2 separate regions of the Homo sapiens genome follow, and region 2 is linked to region 1. Evidence: chromatin contacts called from ENCODE Hi-C or POLR2A ChIA-PET data. All regions are on one chromosome and are shown on one strand. Each heading gives the region's core, a stretch centred on a gene start or an enhancer-like site at or near the end of the contact. The rest is flanking DNA. Distances are from core to core; before and after follow the strand shown. Region 1 overlaps LOC101928331 (a long non-coding RNA gene). Region 2 overlaps LOC101928354 (a long non-coding RNA gene).

Region 1 (2,700 bases), core at 13-2,512:
TAGAAGTGCCAATATTCAGATTATCAGACCTAGAAAGAGAGAAGGATTAGAAAATAGGAGGCTCTATGATTCTAAACCAAATTGCTCAAGGAATGTTTTTACCTCACTCCTGAACTGACAACAGGGGTGGGTTTCAGCACCTTCAATATCTATCTTTCCCATTCCTGCCAGTGGTGAGGAATTTGTCAACGAAATCAGGAAATCTGAATTCACCATCCCTGCTGGCTTTCCCTGAAGGAGGCCATTCTGTCCAGGTGAATAGCCAGTTACAGCATTTGGGGGTTTTTGCAGACAGAGTAACAGGGTGTAGAAATCAGAGGCACATAAAGGTTTGGGGAACGGGGCGGCAAACTGGTCTCCAGGATATTGTTAGCTATATGGAAACATGGACAGAACCAATGGGAAAGGGTGTTCTTTTAGATCTTTCAGTCAGAAAACTACAGCCAATGAGCCAGATCCAGTAGCCGCCTGTGTTTGTAAACCATCTTTTATTGGAACACAAGACACGCCCGTTCGTTTATTTATTGTCTGTGGTTGTTTTTGCCCTACGATGGCAGAGTCAAGTAGACAGAGACTGGATGGCCCACAAAGAGTACAAATTATTTACTATCTGGCCCTTTACAGAAAACGTTTGCTGACCTCAGACCTGGATTCATGCTTCTGGGTTAAAATCTGTCAGGGCATCCTGCTTGTCCCCTCATGCCTCCCTCCCTCCCACCGTGTCCACAAGGGACTCTTCCTCTACCCTAGCCCCCAACACTGGGCTCAGTCACTGGAATTCATCACTCATGGGTGGGCTCCCGGTGGGATGGTTAGCTCCTCTGCTTGCACCTGAGTAATTAGAAGGGTCGTTTCATATTCTTCTGTGTTCTCGGAGGTGCTGCCCACTTGTGCATTTGGGCAGGGAGGGCTCTGCTCCCTCAGTGGTGGTTGGAGTGAAGGAAGGATGAACCATAGACCAGAGGGTAGTTCCTTCGGCCGCAGGCAGCACTCACAGCTCACTTAATTTGCACAAAGCATACAGAGAGAACCTGACCTCTTGCTCAAGAAAGAAAGAAAGAAAATACAGCTGGAGCTGGGACTGGGAGGGAGAGAAAGGGCTCTCTTCTGGACAGGCAGCTGCTTGTGTTGCGTTGGAGTCCTCTGTCTGTACCTCCATCTGCCCTGGTGAGATAACATTTCACGATGAGAGCTGAGGAGGTGGCTCCCTCCCGCAGAGGTGCATGACTTGGCTGGAGTGTTTTGCTTCGCTGGCACACGTCTTCTCTTTTCAAGTTAGCTGAGCTCACACATCCCCCTTGCTTGTTTGCAAAGTCCATATGGGAGATGAAGGCGAGACAGTTTGACTAAGGGCAGAAGGAGGGAGTGAAGAGGAGGAAATGTGGGAGCGGGGATGCCTGGCCAGACCGAGCCTTCCTCAAATTAGGTCACTGTTTATATAAAAAGTTAAAATTAAACCGAGGACTATTTTCCAAGGTTTCTGACACTGGACATGGCTCTGTGCAGCATCCCTGGAATGCAGTGCAATAAACATCACAGAGCACATGACGTCACACTGAGGGAGAAGCCAGGGAATGTCACTAGCAATGAATCCCAGGCTCTACACAATTATGCTGGAGACAGACAACATCCTTGTTCTCTCTGACTCTTTCCTCTGAGTTTTCCTGCTGGCTTTTTCTGTTCTTCTAATTCTCACGTTTTTATCCACGAGGCAACCATGTCCCCTGAGAGTTACCACACACAGGGCTCTATGTTTCTGTTTGGCCAATAGCATAAAGCTCTTCAACAAAGCTTTGACCTTCCTTCTCCTTCCGACAAATTGTTACGGCCTTACCTTCTCACAGTGATTCCTCAACATGAAACAGCAAGGTAGGTTTCATTATCACCAATCTGCAGATGGAAAAAGCAGGCTCAGCGAGGTTCAAGGACTTCCTTAAAATCACAGAGCAAGACAGCGGCTGAGAGGCACTCAAAGCAAGGTGGTCTATGAGCTTCCCAGTATACCACACCACCCTTCTGACTGCCCTTGTCCTGGCACACCTCCGTAGGTTTGCCATGTTTAAGTGGCAATTAGAAGGGATGTTCCCTGAGGGAAGGGACTCCGGCATATGCCTTAATGCACCTGTGGTGTCCAGCACAGTGCTTGCTACATCATAGACATTCAAAAGTCCGTGTTCAGTGAAGATCCTTATATATGCCCGTTAGCCATGTGTTTGACTTTTTCTCTTGTAGTCTGGAAGGTCTTTGGAGGCCTGGGTTATGATTTTTCCTTAATATGGGGCCAAGTCAATAACCTCAACCTCTGCCTCCAAGAGATTTAAATGGAAATGAAACATTGAGTATAAGATGAACCCACCCGATCCACCAAGCAGTATTCTTTATATGGCTTCCCTAGTGTCAAAATACATCGCTTCAGGCCTGGCCATTGTTGACTCCATTGTTGACATCCTGTCTCCTTCTGGTAGTCAGATTCCTCTTCCATGTTTGAATTCTGTATCTATGTTTTTAAATAAGCCAGGAAACACTCACCCCGCCAGCTCCAAATTAGTTCTTCTTTTCATGCCTTTTCTGTTTCCTGGCTCCATGCCACAGTCTCCCTCCATTAGAATTAAGAAATAGCGCTCAGAGAGTCATATGTCTTCACCTAGTTAGCACCTTTCCTTCGGGACAGCTTCTCTGAGGGTGGCTCCCACATATGCC
Region 2 (2,841 bases), core at 66-2,565, 230 kb after region 1:
GTTCAAAAGCCATTTGGGGTGGAAATGGAGGGTAAAGTTGAGATGTCATAAACTCAGTAGCTTCCAAATTTTATTACAGGCTTTTTCAGGTCTAACAATAGCAATTTGGAGAAGGGAGAGAAAAGACATTACTCAGTCTTCAAAAGTACACCCCAAACTCATGCGAACTGTGAGCTGACACTGCCATCTGCTCTCCCTGACATGTGGTGTGGGAAGCATGATTACCATTTTCCTCTAAGGCCAGCGTCCTCTTTAGGATTCTCCCTCTAGCACCGGGCCTAGGACAGTCTTAATCCTGACAGTCCAGAACTTCAATTTTACTATTCACTCAACAAATACTTTTCAAGCATTTATATGCGCCAGACACTGTTATAAAGTCTGGGATGTAGCAATCACTAAAGTAGGAAAAGTTCTGCCTTGTTGGGGTGTTTATTTGCTAGTTAGGGGGACACAGGAATTAACAAATAATCAAGTATGAATAAACAGACTATCAGATGGTGATAGGTGCTATGGAAAAAGCAAGGCAGATTAAGAAGGACAGAAATCATCCAGGCAGGGGTGGGGGGAGTGGGGGATGTGGATTATGTGGTGCGGTCAGGGAAGGTCTCACTGAAGAGGTAACATCTCAGGAAGACCCAAGCAGGGGAAAGAGAGGCCATGTAGAATTGCAGGGCAGGGTTTTTCAGGCAAAGGGATCAGAAAGGGCCAAGACTGTGAGGCAGGAGAGGGATTGGTGTGTTTACAGAACAGCAAGGGGCCAAAAGGAGCGAGGAATGACGGTGACAGTGGAAGGAGCTAAGACAGGAGAGGTGGCCGGAAGCCAGATCGCTTGCAACCTTGCAAACCATTTTAAGGACTTCACCTTTAACTCAGCACATCAGTCAGGGCCTAACCAGGAGACAGAAGCCACACCAGTTATTTTAACACGGCTAATTTAATATAAAGAATAATTTTCTAGGAATAAAGTCTTAACCAGGTAACTGAAAGAGTAAAAAGACAACTCTAAGGTGTCTTTCGTATAACAACTTCAGGAAGCTCCACCCCTGGGGCTGGCAGAAGAAAAAGGGGGCTGTCGGATAATTAAAATTTAGAAGCTTAGAAAACAGTCCCATGGGGCTAGAACCCAAACCTCAAAGATGGGGCAATGGCAGTCAGTGCTGTGGCCCTAAAAAGGCACAATGAGTCTGGTTCTTGAGTGTAGGAAAAATTGCAACGTAGATTGAACAGCTGCTACAGGAAGAAACTGCTGCTGCCAAGATGAAGCAGCAGTACTGGGGTGCTGCACACAGGAGCCACAGGCAGACAGGATACCCATGGGAAAGAGTAGGAGCCTCTCTAGCAACCCCTACTGGCTGAGTGCAACAAGGAGCCCAACAAAGGAGAAATGCAGTGTTCAGGGGCCCAGCATAGAATCAAGTATTGAAGGAAGGCTTTGGAGCTGAAAGATGATAACTTACTAACTGGAACTCTCTGAATGAGATAAGATTTTGAGCAAGGAAGTGACAAAAGCTGACTCACTCTGACATCTGTGTTGAAAACAGACAGTAGAGGAGCAGCAACAGTGGAGGAGGGAAGGAGTGGATGGATTCTGAATACAGGCATCCCACTGGATTTGCTGATGGTGTCCATGTGAGCTGTGAAAGAGAGGAGTCAAGGGTGACTCCTTCATCGAGGCCTGAGTAACTGAATGGAGACAAATTTACTGAGGGAGCAGGGAGAGCAAGGGGGCAAGAACAAGCTTGTTAGGTCAGCTTAGGTGTGAGGTGCCTGTTAGAAATTCAACTGAGGGGCTGGGCGCCTGTAATCCCAGCACTTTGGGAGGCTGAGGCGGGTGGGTCACCTGAAGTCAGGAGTTTGAGTCCAGCCTGGCCAACATGGTGAAACCCCACCTCTATTAAAAATACAAAAATTATCTGGGTGTGGCAGACACCTGTAGTCCCAGCTACTCAGGAGGCTGAGGTGGAAGAATTGCTTGAGCCCAGGAGGCAGAGGTTGCAGTGAGCCAAGATCGTGCCACTACACTCCAGCCTGGGTGACAGAGTGGGACTCCATCTCAAAAAAAAGAAAGAAAGAAATTGGACTGACAATGACAGCAGGCAGTTGCATCCCCAAGCCTGGGGAGGGTTTAAGTTAGAGATATAAATTTGAGGCTCACCCATCATATAGATGGATTTTAAAGCCACATGATTGAATGAGATCATGCGTGTCATCTCAACGTCACTTAGAATATGACATGGCTAAGAATCAGCTCTGGAATCAGAATGATGTCAATTTGAATTCAAACTCTATCGTCACTGGATTTTCTCAGATGTTCTAAGCCCTGATTCCCTCATGTGTAACCTAGAGATGATACTAATCATGCTGACTACACTGATCTTATGTACGGATTAGATTCAGTAACGTAAGGAAAGCCCTTACACCAGTGCCTGATATCAACTCTTATAAATAAGAGTTATTATCATTATCATAGTTTTATGATATTATTAGTAGTCAAAGATAGCCAGAGCCTAGAAAATTAGGCTTCTAAGACCCAAAAGCAAAGAGACCTGAATTGTACTAAAAAGACAACTTATTAATTGTAGGAGAAGATACAGTGGCATCTTATGTGAAATAGGTATATAAACCATGACTCTGAATTACTGTGGCTTTCCTTTTACAGATACATTTATTCGGAGTACTAAAAATTTTTTTTTTTTTTTTTTTTTTTTTTTTTTTTGTAGAGACAGGGTCTCATGTATTGACCAGGCTGGTCTCCAACTCCTGGCCTCAGTGTCCCAAAGTGCTGGGATTCAGGTGTGAGCCCCCATTCCCTACCTCAAATGGTTTCTAATCAGGCCAATT

What was found. A loop is a pair of places that touch in the nucleus more often than their neighbours do. ChIA-PET counts read pairs that join two places held with the same protein, here RNA polymerase II (POLR2A). Pooled maps may share reads with other maps.
Region 2: a loop to region 1 is called in a map of K562, with 3 times the contacts of the local background. The contact joins two enhancer-like sites. A Hi-C loop is called at or near these places in 1 of 168 maps with a recorded cell type or tissue (K562) and 2 of 50 pooled maps. POLR2A ChIA-PET finds 5 or more read pairs at or near these places in 2 of 52 experiments (HCT116 and T-cell).

Annotation. Positions count from the first base shown.
Region 1 is chr6:14,475,874-14,478,573 of GRCh38, forward strand. All of the region lies in intron 1 of LOC101928331 (a long non-coding RNA gene), which reads left to right. Among named protein-coding and RNA genes, the nearest start is that of LINC01108, 190 kb to the left of the region's middle. Within about 2 kb of position 1,263, at least 11 of the 41 ENCODE cell types and tissues checked have a DNase peak (open chromatin) inside an H3K27ac peak, as active enhancers do.
Region 2 is chr6:14,709,901-14,712,741 of GRCh38, forward strand. The region is part of intron 1 of LOC101928354 (a long non-coding RNA gene); the gene reads right to left. Among named protein-coding and RNA genes, the nearest start is that of LINC01108, 430 kb to the left of the region's middle. Within about 2 kb of position 1,316, at least 6 of the 41 ENCODE cell types and tissues checked have a DNase peak (open chromatin) inside an H3K27ac peak, as active enhancers do.